3 separate regions of the Homo sapiens genome follow, and regions 1 and 3 are each linked to region 2. A link is a contact called in ENCODE Hi-C or POLR2A ChIA-PET data. All regions are on one chromosome and are shown on one strand. The core of a region is the stretch at or near the end of the contact, and the rest is flanking DNA. Distances in the headings are between cores, read along the strand shown.

The links. Hi-C counts contacts between places; a loop is a spot of excess contacts on that map. ChIA-PET counts read pairs that join two places held with the same protein, here RNA polymerase II (POLR2A). Pooled maps may share reads with other maps.
Region 1: a loop to region 2 is called in a map of B cell, with 25 times the contacts of the local background. The contact joins the promoter of PBX3-DT here to the promoter of HSPA5-DT in region 2. A Hi-C loop is called at or near these places in 5 of 168 maps with a recorded cell type or tissue (B cell, CD4-positive, alpha-beta T cell, heart left ventricle and 1 more), 2 of 37 single-sample maps with no recorded cell type and 16 of 50 pooled maps. POLR2A ChIA-PET finds 5 or more read pairs at or near these places in 2 of 52 experiments (AG04449 and HEK293).
Region 3: a loop to region 2 is called in a pooled map, with 5 times the contacts of the local background. The contact joins the enhancer-like site here to the promoter of HSPA5-DT in region 2. A Hi-C loop is called at or near these places in 1 of 37 single-sample maps with no recorded cell type and 6 of 50 pooled maps. POLR2A ChIA-PET finds 5 or more read pairs at or near these places in 1 of 52 experiments (GM12878).

Annotation. Positions count from the first base shown.
Region 1 is chr9:125,743,271-125,747,178 of GRCh38, reverse strand. PBX3-DT (PBX3 divergent transcript) reads left to right here and starts at 1,250. Exons shown (of 2, transcript NR_122032.1): 1 at 1,250-1,763; 2 at 3,242-3,425. RefSeq lists silencers at 1-31, 282-711.
Region 2 is chr9:125,239,360-125,243,311 of GRCh38, reverse strand. It overlaps HSPA5-DT (HSPA5 divergent transcript), which reads right to left and starts at 1,656. Exons shown (of 3, transcript NR_186826.1): 1 at 1,249-1,656. HSPA5 (heat shock protein family A (Hsp70) member 5) reads left to right here and starts at 1,969. Exons shown (of 8, transcript NM_005347.5): 1 at 1,969-2,307; 2 at 2,405-2,636; 3 at 3,003-3,140; 4 at 3,779-3,891. The coding sequence starts at 2,186. RefSeq lists enhancers at 1,371-1,680, 1,330-1,834, 1,648-1,942, 1,835-2,339, 2,481-2,560.
Region 3 is chr9:125,646,562-125,650,745 of GRCh38, reverse strand. The region is part of intron 4 of MAPKAP1 (MAPK associated protein 1); the gene reads left to right. Among named protein-coding and RNA genes, the nearest start is that of MAPKAP1, 59 kb to the left of the region's middle. RefSeq lists enhancers at 1-166, 207-256, 317-586, 597-646, 282-1,481. Within about 2 kb of position 1,250, at least 14 of the 41 ENCODE cell types and tissues checked have a DNase peak (open chromatin) inside an H3K27ac peak, as active enhancers do; they include GM12878, where a contact is called at or near this core.

The DNA of each region.
Region 1 (3,908 bases), core at 1-2,500, 500 kb before region 2:
GGCGGCGCCCGCTGCCCTCACGCGGCCGCCGCGCCGCCTCCTCGCCGCCGCGCGCCCCGCCGGGCGGCCCCGCGCAACTTGCTCCTCAGCGCCCGCCGAGTTGCCGGGACGCCCGCCGCCCCCCGCGCCAGCCTGCGCACTGCCCTCCTCGGCCGCCGCCGCCGCCTCGGCCAGGCGGGATCCGAGCCCCGGCGGCCCCGGGGGAGGCAGCGGCGGCGGCGGCGGGCGGCGGCGGAGGAGGAGGCCTGCGGGCGGGCCGCGGGGAGCGAGGGGGGGCGGAGGAGGAAAGTTTGGGAGCGGGCGGGCAGAGGCGGCGGGGGCGCTGAGCCCGGAGGAGGGCCCCGGCGGGCCGCGCGCCGGGCGGACAGCCGATGGATAGGGCGGGAGAAGTCGCCGCCGCCGCCGCCGGAGCCGCGCACCCAGCCAGCAGCCGCCGCGGACCGGGCTGGAAGGCCGCTGGGCCGAGGGATTGACAGGCTGCCAGTGCCACTCACTCACTGCGGCCCCGCGCCGGGGGGAGGGACGGGGGCTGGCAAGGGCGGGGGAGCGCTCCTCAGACCCCGCCCCCGGGGCGGTGCGCGCGCTCATTGGGCTCTGCGCCTCCCGCCGCCGCCGCCGGCACCGCCCCCGGGGCCCGGCCCGTTCCCTCTGGCCTCTGATACTCCGCGCTCCGGAGTGTGCCGCCGGATCCTCGCTCCAACCTCGTCGCGTCCTAGCCCCCCGGGATAGACCGGGCCGGCCCACAAACGGTGTGCCCGCACCCCGACTCCTGCTCCATGCTTTTGGCAGTCATGGGAGCGGGGGGTTGTGTATGGGACAGTGGGCAACTCGCTGCAAAGCCAACCGTGTGCTCCCCCGCCGCGCCCGTGAGCTTCACGCCTCGGACAGCTCCTGGTGCACTTTCCCGCTCTTCCTGTCAGGAGGTGGTGCCCTCTGGGTACCAGGCCGCTCGTCCCGGGCCAATCGCAAAGCGCTTAGAGCCGAATGGGGCGGGACAGAGGCAAGAAAGGGTCGTCCCAATTGGAGCGTTCGAAAGGTTCTGGGCAGAGGCGGGGAAGCGGCGAGTGGGGGCCTCGCCCCGCCTGCGGTCGCCATGGTAACCGAGAGGGCGCAGCTCAGCGTTGGCGCCAGCACCGGGGTCTTGTGCTGTCCCTCAATGGGTGACCAGTTAAGGTGGGAACCTGTGGTCTCACATACTTGAAGTCTGAGCTGAGTGGACCTGACTGCCATAGACTTTCCATTGAAAGGGGAAATGTGTCAGAGAGAAGCGAGTCTGGGAGGAGGGAAAGTGCCTTCAGTCCAGGACTAATTTCAAGGTTTACAACACTTTACACACTCTGCAACTCCTGATAATCCAGGGACTACTCCTTTGGCAGCGTTTGCTATTCGATGCCTCCAGATGTACTGAAGCTGCAAAAACGAGCTCTTCATTACAAAGATACGTTTGTTTAGGAAGAGACTGGATTTCACTTGTCAACTTACCCCATCACCACGAGTCATTTAATGTTGGTAACGCCAGCCACGATTTTTCGTATCTATAACACCCCTTCTTCCATTGAATTCTACCTACAAATAACTGAAGGCTCACATTATTTTGGAATATGGACCTCCGCCTCTTGTGGAGACTTGAGATTGCTCTTAAGCTGATTTCCCAAACAGGGGCTGCAATGTGTGTTCCCGATTTTAGATTCATTGAGCTCACCCTAGATGAGTCCTTTGGTTCGGTGGTTCGGAAAAGTCTCTTTGTTCCTTCTCCAAACTCAGTAAGCTGTCTTACCTGAAACCAAAAATAGGGGTATGAGGATATGAAAAATGGCTCTTACTCTGCAGGGTTTAATGTAGGACAAGCAGTTCTTTAAATGCCAGATGGATTCTTGGAATGAAGCAGGCTACTCGGTTCCAGGTTCTTTCCTTCATATGTTGTGTGTACTTTTAAATACTCCCCACTGCAAAGCTAATAGCTAAGCTTACAGTTAGGCAAGCTAAAATCCTTACAAACTGCACAGCTGCTGAGGAGGGAGTTCCAAAAAATCCACTCTGCTTACTTACCTCCAAAGAAGAACCCCCTTCATGTTCATTAATATTCTCTGCTCTTCTATACCCCATTGATATGTCAAGTTTCCAATTCTTCTTTGAAGCCCCCATTATGGGTTACTTATAATCGTCATTGATTGGGTTTTTTCTTTATTCTTAATTTGTTTTTTAAAGCTGTCACCAAATTCTTAAGCATTTTTGCCAAAAGGCGCAGGAGCAAGCGGTCAACCTTTCATAATTCTCCAACGCTGAGGATGCAAAACCACAGAATTCTAACTGAAAGATGCCTTAAATTCTAAGATTCCTTCCAGCTGTAAAATTCAATAATCCTGTGACTCACTATTAGGACTCCTCTCTGCCCTCCTTCTAGACTCATAATCTTGACTAATCAGTCATGAGGATGAGGCTAATTAGCAATGGGGATTTATGGTTATTTCTAGCCCACTCCGAACAATGAGTTATGTAAGCAAAGCAACATATATAAAAATGTAAATAGGCCGGTGGCTCATGCCTGTAATCTCAGAACTTTGGGAGGCCGAGGCAGGTGGATCACAAGGTCAGGAGTTGAGACCAGCCTGGCCAACATGGTGAAACCCCATCTCTACTAAAAATACAAAAAATTAGCTGGGCTTGGTGGCAGGCGCCTGTAATCCCAGCTACTCAGGAGGCTGAGGCAGGAGAATCACTTGTACCCAGGAGGTGGAGGTTGCGGTGAACTGAGATTGTGCCACTCCCCTCCAGCCTGGGCGACAGAGTGAGACTTCTTTTCAAAAAAAAAAAAAAAAAGTAAATAAAGAAACACTTAAGCAAATAAAGGCAATTGGGAACTATGGGCTGTGTAAACACACTGGAACATAAAAACATAAATTAGAATTAAGAAAACAGTTAGGCAAATGCCAGCAATTAGGAATAAAACAACTTGTTAAATGTCTAACACCCACAGTTATTTTATGGTACACTCCTCTACACCCATGGTCATTCAGTGATGTGGAAACTTGATACCATAATTCTGCCTTAAGTGATTGAATTAGACTGACCTTCTGCTTGGGAGGCTTCTCTTTTTGTTGTTATCAGTATGAGTTGCAGTAGAAGCCTGAGGACCCTAGCAAGGATTCCTTCACAGGCTCATTGACAACTGCCGTTGATTTAAAGCATAACTTTTTTAGACTGGTTTCCAAGCCTCAATATAACTGTCAACTAATTGCAGATGTTCCAGGATCTCTTGGTGCTCGTGCCAGTGTCTCATGTAGAATGTTGCGTGATCTCTGCTCAAGAATCTGAGTCACAAGGTTGATGCCTTCACAGATGACAGAACAGAAGTTCCCTGAGTACCCGAGTCTGTCTTTGCTGTTTCTAAGGTAGTGATTATTAAAATGTCAAGGGAAATGAAATTGACTTTTGGTGAGCAGACATTCATGTAAAGTTAACAGTGACAAAGTGGTGAAAACCAAGCAGATGTTCCTTCATGGCCATCCCTTTCCATGAGTTTATATTAACATCACCATTGCCTCTGTCATCAATAGGGTGACTATCACAGCAGATGCCATTATTGAGCACTTTCTTTGGGGGTACACTATCCTCTGTGTTCCCTTGCTTCATCTTATTACAGTCTCACAACAGCCTGCTTGGGATTGTTATTAAATAAGAAATAGAATGAGAGAGAGTAAGAAATTTCCACAAGACCACAAAGCCAGTAAGTACTAGAGCTTGAATTCAAATATTGATCTATGTGGCTGCAAAGACTACCGTATAAAACACTGTGCAAAAAAGTAATTTAGCCAGGCTGGTGACATGCAACTGTAGTTCCAGCTACTTTAGAGGCAGAAACAGGAGAATCACTTGAGTGCAGTAGTTTGAGGCTGCAGTATGCTATG
Region 2 (3,952 bases), core at 407-2,906:
TCTCAAATATTTCATATCAGAGCTTTGCCCTTTCCATAGTAGGTCCTCCAAAAACATTCCTCAAACAAATGAATTTTTTTTTTTTTTTTGAGATGGAGTCTAGCTCTGCTGCCCAGGCTGGAGTGTAGTGACGTGATCTCGGCTCACTGCAACCTCCACCTCCCGGGTTCAAGCGATTCTCCTGCCTCAGCCTCCCGAGTAGCTGGGACTACAGGCATGCACCACCACGCCCAGCTAATTTTTGGATTTTTATAGAGATGGGGTTTCATCGTGTTACCCCGGATGGTCTTGATCTCCTGACCCCGTGATCCGCCCACCTCGGCCTCCCAAAGTGTTGGGATTACAGGCGTGAGCCACCACGCCCGGCCACAGATGAATTTTTTGTTTTAAAGTTAAGAGATCAGGCACAGTGTCTCACACCTGTAATCCCAGCACTTTGGGAGGCCGAGGTGGGCAGATCGCTTGAGGTTGGGAGTTCGAAACCAGCCTGGCTAAAATGGTGAAACCTCATCTCCACAAAAAAAAAAAAAAAAAAATTAGCCAGGCATGGTGGTGCGTGCCTGTAATCCCAGCTACTCAGGAGGCTGAGGCAGGAGAATCGCTTGAACCCCGGAAGCGGAGGTTGCAGTGAGCTGAGATTGCACTACTGAACTCCAGCCTGGGCGTGACAGAGTGATACTCCGTCTTGAAAAAAAAAAAAGTATTGGCAATAGAGTGAACTCCACCTGGTTATCAATCCTAACTCCATCACTCACCAGCTCTGTGACTTGTTTAGTTATTTAATCTTTTTCAGTTTCAATGTCCTCATCTGGAAAACGGGAAATGCCTACCGAGTATTGAACTGTCAAGACTAAATGACACATGAAAAGCACACTGAACAATGCTTAATCCACGGTAGGCTTTCAGCAAATAGTGGTCTCTATTATTTTTTGCAACAGGATGTTATATAAGAATAAGGCATTATCAAGACGATTTTCGCCTATCAAATGTGTTGTCTGCGTGTACATCAGACCTTTTCCTGGAATGAAGGTAGAAAAGTATCAACAATAAAGGATGGAGAAAGCCCCGTAAATGATAACCTTTGCCCCAGAGGGAAAGGATGGGCAGCGGAGGGGAAAGTAAAGGGTGGCAAGCTAGAAAAATTAGACATCCAGTGTGGGAGGGCTGGCACTGGAGTGGGTTGCCACAGTAGGGAGGGGACTCAGAGCTGGAGGCAATTCCTTTGGCCGGGCTTGTCCTGCGACTTACCGTGGGGCAGCGCAATGTGGAGAGGCCTGGTAAAATGGCTGGGCAAGGGTGCGGAGGGGACATAACTGGCAGGAAGGAGTCATGATTCGTGGTCGAACAGAGTCCAGACCAGCTCGACCTGTGAGCAACGAACGGCCCTGAGACTCGCATACCCCAATACCGGTAGTGGCCGTGAAGGGCAAAGAAATGTGTTCTGAGGCGATCCCAGCATCTAAGCTGCGACTGGTCTACTCAGAGACTGGATGGAAGCTGGGAAGAGAAAGCTGCTTCCCGCTTCGGGGTGAGGGATGGAGGAAGGGAGAACAAGCAGTAGAGAAGAAAAAGTTTCAGATCCCACAGCCCCGGGGGGTCACTCCTGCTGGACCTACTCCGACCCCCTAGGGCCGGGAGTGAAGGCGGGACTTGTGCGGTTACCAGCGGAAATGCCTCGGGGTCAGAAGTCGCAGGAGAGATAGACAGCTGCTGAACCAATGGGACCAGCGGATGGGGCGGATGTTATCTACCATTGGTGAACGTTAGAAACGAATAGCAGCCAATGAATCAGCTGGGGGGGGCGGAGCAGTGACGTTTATTGCGGAGGGGGCCGCTTCGAATCGGCGGCGGCCAGCTTGGTGGCCTGGGCCAATGAACGGCCTCCAACGAGCAGGGCCTTCACCAATCGGCGGCCTCCACGACGGGGCTGGGGGAGGGTATATAAGCCGAGTAGGCGACGGTGAGGTCGACGCCGGCCAAGACAGCACAGACAGATTGACCTATTGGGGTGTTTCGCGAGTGTGAGAGGGAAGCGCCGCGGCCTGTATTTCTAGACCTGCCCTTCGCCTGGTTCGTGGCGCCTTGTGACCCCGGGCCCCTGCCGCCTGCAAGTCGGAAATTGCGCTGTGCTCCTGTGCTACGGCCTGTGGCTGGACTGCCTGCTGCTGCCCAACTGGCTGGCAAGATGAAGCTCTCCCTGGTGGCCGCGATGCTGCTGCTGCTCAGCGCGGCGCGGGCCGAGGAGGAGGACAAGAAGGAGGACGTGGGCACGGTGGTCGGCATCGACCTGGGGACCACCTACTCCTGGTAAGTGGGGTTGCGGATGCAGGGGGACGGGGCGTGGCCGCCTGGCCTGGCGTGAGAAGTGCGGTGCTGATGTCCCTCTGTCGGGTTTTTCTGCCAGCGTCGGCGTGTTCAAGAACGGCCGCGTGGAGATCATCGCCAACGATCAGGGCAACCGCATCACGCCGTCCTATGTCGCCTTCACTCCTGAAGGGGAACGTCTGATTGGCGATGCCGCCAAGAACCAGCTCACCTCCAACCCCGAGAACACGGTCTTTGACGCCAAGCGGCTCATCGGCCGCACGTGGAATGACCCGTCTGTGCAGCAGGACATCAAGTTCTTGCCGTTCAAGGTTCGACCGGGTTTTTCTCATCCAGTTAGAGAACGGGTGGGTGGTGGGAGTATTTAGAGTTATAAGTCTCTGGAAAAGTGTTGAGACAACAGTTGAAGGTTATAGACATGATGTATGTAATAACTTTAATACTATTAGTATGTTACAAAACTTAAGACAGTTGCTGTCGTACTGTCTACGATAGTTTAGGAATAAAAGACCGATTAAAACTGAACTTTGTAAGACACCTATACTCCCTGAAGTATTTCTAGTCAATTTGCAGCCCCAAGGGACCAAAATAAACCAAATTGTGGGGATGGTAGTGGGTCTTTTAAACTTTGAGATGTCATTGTATCTGTGTCTGAAAACAATAATTCTTTAAAATAGGTGGTTGAAAAGAAAACTAAACCATACATTCAAGTTGATATTGGAGGTGGGCAAACAAAGACATTTGCTCCTGAAGAAATTTCTGCCATGGTTCTCACTAAAATGAAAGAAACCGCTGAGGCTTATTTGGGAAAGAAGGTAAATATTTCTAGAACAATGTTAAGTATTTTTTGATCATTAGTATTCTCGGTTGGCTGTTATGTATAGAAGCCTTCGTGAAGGGTTTCAAAAATTTTAATCAGAATGGTATTCATGCTTGTCAGGTTTAATTATTGAGTCCCTTACTATAAGCCAAACAAAATAGACTTTTCATGTATTATTTAATGCTTACAATTCCAGGGACATAAAATTTTATATGTTGTATTCATCAATAAGTTGGCTTAAAAACTAAAGTGATGGTTTGACTGTAATTTTTTTTTTTTGAGATGGAGTCTTGCTCTGTTGCCCAGGCTGGACTGCAGTGGCACGATCTCAGCTCACTGCAACCTCTGCCTCCCGGGTTCAAGCAGCTCTCCTGCCTCAGCCTCCCAAGTAACTGGAACTACAGGCACACCACCACACCTGGCTAATTTTTTTTTTTTTTTTTAATTTTCAGTAGAGACAGGGTTTCTCCACATTGCCCAGGCTGGTCTTGAAATCCTGCCCTCAGGTGATCCTCCTGCCTCAGCCTCCCAAAGTGCTGGGATTATAGGCAGAAGCCACCGCCTGGCCAGACTGTAATTTAAATAAGGGTTAAACTATGTGACAATACACTTAATTATCTTTTATCCTTTTAGGTTACCCATGCAGTTGTTACTGTACCAGCCTATTTTAATGATGCCCAACGCCAAGCAACCAAAGACGCTGGAACTATTGCTGGCCTAAATGTTATGAGGATCATCAACGAGCCGTAAGTATGAAATTCAGGGATACGGCATATTTGCCAAATAGTGGAAATGTGAAGTACTGAC
Region 3 (4,184 bases), core at 1-2,500, 410 kb before region 2:
ACTTCTTCCACCCTGAGCTCTCTGTCTAGGCCTCATTTCTGCAGTTAGCTGTGAACCTTGCCAGTCTGTGGTGGCTTCCTTTGTTGTGGAGCCATCTTCTAAAAATTCCATGAGGTAGAATTCACCATTGGCTTAAGGCTTTTCAAAGGAAGGCAGACTCTTGCCATGGAAAGAACATGTTTGTCAGGCTTGGGTTAAAATCTTTTGATCTGAGAGCTAAAGGGTGAGTAAGAACTAGCTAAGAAAAGGGGGAGGAGAAAGGAACAGAAGGTCTGAGGCAAGGGGAATTTGGCAATTTTGAGGAACCAAAAGAAAGTTGTGTGACTGGAGCCCTAGGGTGAAGTAGATCGTGGTGAAAAGTGAAGCTCTGGGGGAAGACCGGGTATGATTGGTAGAGGTGTTCTCTTTAACCTCATGGCACGGGGAAGCCTTGAACAAGGATTTAAATGGGGAGGTGAGGTAATCAAATTTGTTTTGAAAAGACCCCTGGGGCTGTGCTGCCGAGTATATCCCTGAGAAGGGTTTGTGAGGATAGAGAAACTAATCAAGACATTTTTTGCAGTGCTCTGGGTGAGAGAGTGGTAACTTGGGCTTGCTTGTTAGAATGAAGATGGAGTGAATGAATTCGAGAGATATTTAGTAGTAGGCAAAAGTGGTAGGATTTGATGATGTATGCAGAGAACAGGGTTAGAAGGGGGTTTGAAGGATGATTTCCTGGTCCGTGTCCGGCTTGTGGAGCTGGATGGATAATGAAACCATCCCTGAGTTAGGAAGCACTGAAAGAGGGCTTCTCCCTCAAAGAACGAGGCCATAATTTTACTATCTTGAAGATATCTCTCCAGAGAAATCAAATGACAGCCCAGGGTCACCTAGCTGGGCATAGAATCCAGGTGTTCTAATTCTCAAAGATTCTTATTTTCTTCTTTTCTTTTTTTTTTTTTTTTTTTGAGACGGAGTTTCTGTCACCCATTGGCAGCTGTTTTGGACCTGCTGACTACAGATCATAGACTGTTACCATGTCCTTGAAGACACTGTACATCTTTTTGGGAGGTGGGGTATATCCTATTGTCTGGTTTGTGTTTGGGGAATCTGAGGCAGTGCTTTTTGAGGTGAGAGTGGAGCAAAAAGCCTCTTTTTTGTTCTCGCTTGTCAGCCAGCCTTGAAACTGGCCAAGGAATTGCCTTCAGACGTTAGTCACCTTCCAGACACTTCCTCTCCCATCAGTCACTTCCTCTCAGATGACAGGGATGTGCACTCAGATGCCCAGCCTGACTCACCAGGCCATTCAGAGGAGAAAACGATAGGGTAATTTTATTCTTTTATTTTCGAGAGAGTAATTTTAAATGAGGCAGATGCCAGGTGTCATTTAAGACGTGTTGATTGTAATTGTTGGAGGTTAGGGGACTAAGAGGTAAACAACATGGACGTATTTTTGTTACAATGAGATTACTGTTGTTGTACTACCTTCTCACTACCTGACTAATTACCAGGTTAGAAGAGGGAATCTGGTTGGAATGAATATCGAGCACTGAGGTCTAGCCCAGGAGACAATCCTTGTAGGTATGGAGGGGACTAGGGATGGTGTCATTTTACATTCAGCCTTCTCATCCTGGGGTACTTTGCTCTGCATGGTTTGCAGTAGAGAGATTGTCTTCTCCCTCGAAGAATGAGGCCATGATTTTACTATCTTGAAGACCTCTATCCAGAGAAATCAAATGACAGCCTAGGCTCCACCTAGCTGGGCATAGAATCCAAGTGTTCTAATTCTCAGAGATTCTTATTTTCTTATTTTCTTTTCTTTTTTTTTTTGAGTCAGAGTCTCTGTCGCCTAGGCTGGAGTGCAGTGGTGTGATCTTGGCTCACTGCAACCTCCGCCTCCCGGGTTTAAGCGATTCTCCTACCTCAGCCTCCCAAGTAGCTGGGATTACAGGTGCGTGCCACCACGCCCAGCTAATTTTTGTATTCTTTCTAGAGGCGGGGTTTCACCATGTTGGTCAGGCTGGTCTCCAACTCCTGACCAGGTAATCCGCCTGCCTCGGCCTCCCAAAGTGCTGGGATTACAGGTATGAACCACTGTGCCCAGCTGAGATTTTTATTTTCATTAATGGGGTTCATACAAAATGGAAACTTGATTTCCAGGACTACTAGGCCATGTGTTAGAAGGAACACTGACAGGGAATCAGAAGACTTGAGTGTTAGTCCTGGCCATGCAGTTCCTTCTCTCTGATGTAGGACAAGTAATCTCTCATCTATGAGCCTTGATTTCTGCGTGTTTAGAATCAGGAATGTGGCTTAGATGACCTCTTGGATTCTTTTTGGCTTTAAGATTCCAGAGTTTTGTGATTAGGGAGGTGATTGACATCAGTGAGATGTAGGGGGGTACAGATGGGAAAACTACAACTTTTGAAGAGTTAATCTTTTGTGTATACATTGGAACTTTCCTCTTAATTATCCTAACAGAACAGTGATCTAGGGAGTATTAGCTCCAGGTGAGGGAACAGGCTGAGAGAGAGAAAGTGAGGTGCTCAAGGATTCCCCACTAGTGTGTGGCAGAGCTGGTATTCAGCTCCTTTTTCTCCTATTCCAGTACCACAGCTCTTTTTCCTAGACTCTTGCAGTCGTTGTTATGGCGAAAACAAAAACAGTTAACATTTGAAATTTTTTAAAATTTAAAAACAAAAGTTTTTCCTTTAGCAGTGGACTTGAAACCTGACGGACTGCTTCAGATCTTTTTATCAGTTATATGGATTGGGCAAGTTACTGCATCTTGTTAGCCTTAACTTCCTTACATGTAAAAAAAAAAAAAAAAAAGATATTGGGACTGGGGAAGGGGAATGCTTTCACACGTAGTAACTGGTGTGTGCCTCACAAATGTTTGTTTATTTCCATTGATTTTTCTGGTGTGCAGAGTGGATTCGTTCACACATCTCTATCCATCGAATACATCATTTACTAGGCACCCACACTGTACTGGCTCATTTCAAACATTTATTGCATACCAGCTCTGCACCGTGCACTGATAAATAAAATGGGGCTGACTGCCCTTGGGGAACTTAAAAGACAAGAGCGGCCATATGGCCATCAAGTGGAGAAACTATACTTTACATGAATGATCGTGCCCAGTGCTGAGGACTGTGACAGTGGTCCATGACATTAGGTGCACCTGACCGAGCAGAGGAACAGAACCACGAACAACAAACCAGAGAGCAAATGTGATGGGCACTATAGATGAATAGTAGATGAATACTGTCTACGGCTCGGATCTGAGCCAGTTTCTTATCCTTGGTGTGGTTGTCCGAATTTCAGTTGTATTCCTACAGGCCAGGGAATTCAGCTTTGGTCACTCTTATAATGAAGCCCAGAATGGTACTCTCCACATAGAAATGTGGAAGTTTTTAAAAATGGCAGTGATAAATTTCAAATGTCATTATTCTTTGAGGCTTGCAACTACATGGCAGTATCATAAGAGCTGTGTTTTATTAGTATTTCCACTTTACTTTCTGTTAAACTGAAGTTTAACACCTAGACAAAGATACATGTAAGAAATTTTACAAAATACATGTAAGTTTAGGAAATTTGCAAAATATGCTGCTATGCAACCAAAGATTAAATTGATTTGTTATATGTGCATTTAGCTACAATTCATTTTAATTGTCCGTATGAAGTTAAAAAGTATTAGTGTCAGATAAAGATTCATCACCAGAGCGTGATTTAAGGCTGGTGCTGGAGAACGCAGGCATGTGTTCCGGCAGATGTTTGTATAAGGCGCTGTCTTTCCTGACAGCAGTTAAAAAGTATGGTTATAGTAATCAAATTGTGGTGCAGCGACTCTGAGGCTAGGGCCAGATTGAATTAAAATAGATATAAGATTTATGAATAGCAATAGCTGTGATAAAATTTCACTGCCTTCTTCAACAGGAAGGACTTTTTCCACTGTGGAAAGAAGAAAATCTAATAACCACTTTTCTAAAACTGTGGTTTTGCTGACTTTCATTTTCTCTTCCTAATTATGGTATCAAAACAATAACTTGCTGGGTTCTTTTTTCAACCATGATGACCTTTTTTTCCTCTTTCTATTTTATTAGGTTTCTAGCTTTAAAACAAGTCTTTTTAAATGATGTTATTGTTTTAGTTTAGAAACAAAATTCATAAAATCTAGCCTATGAGATTTAAGCCCCCTTTTA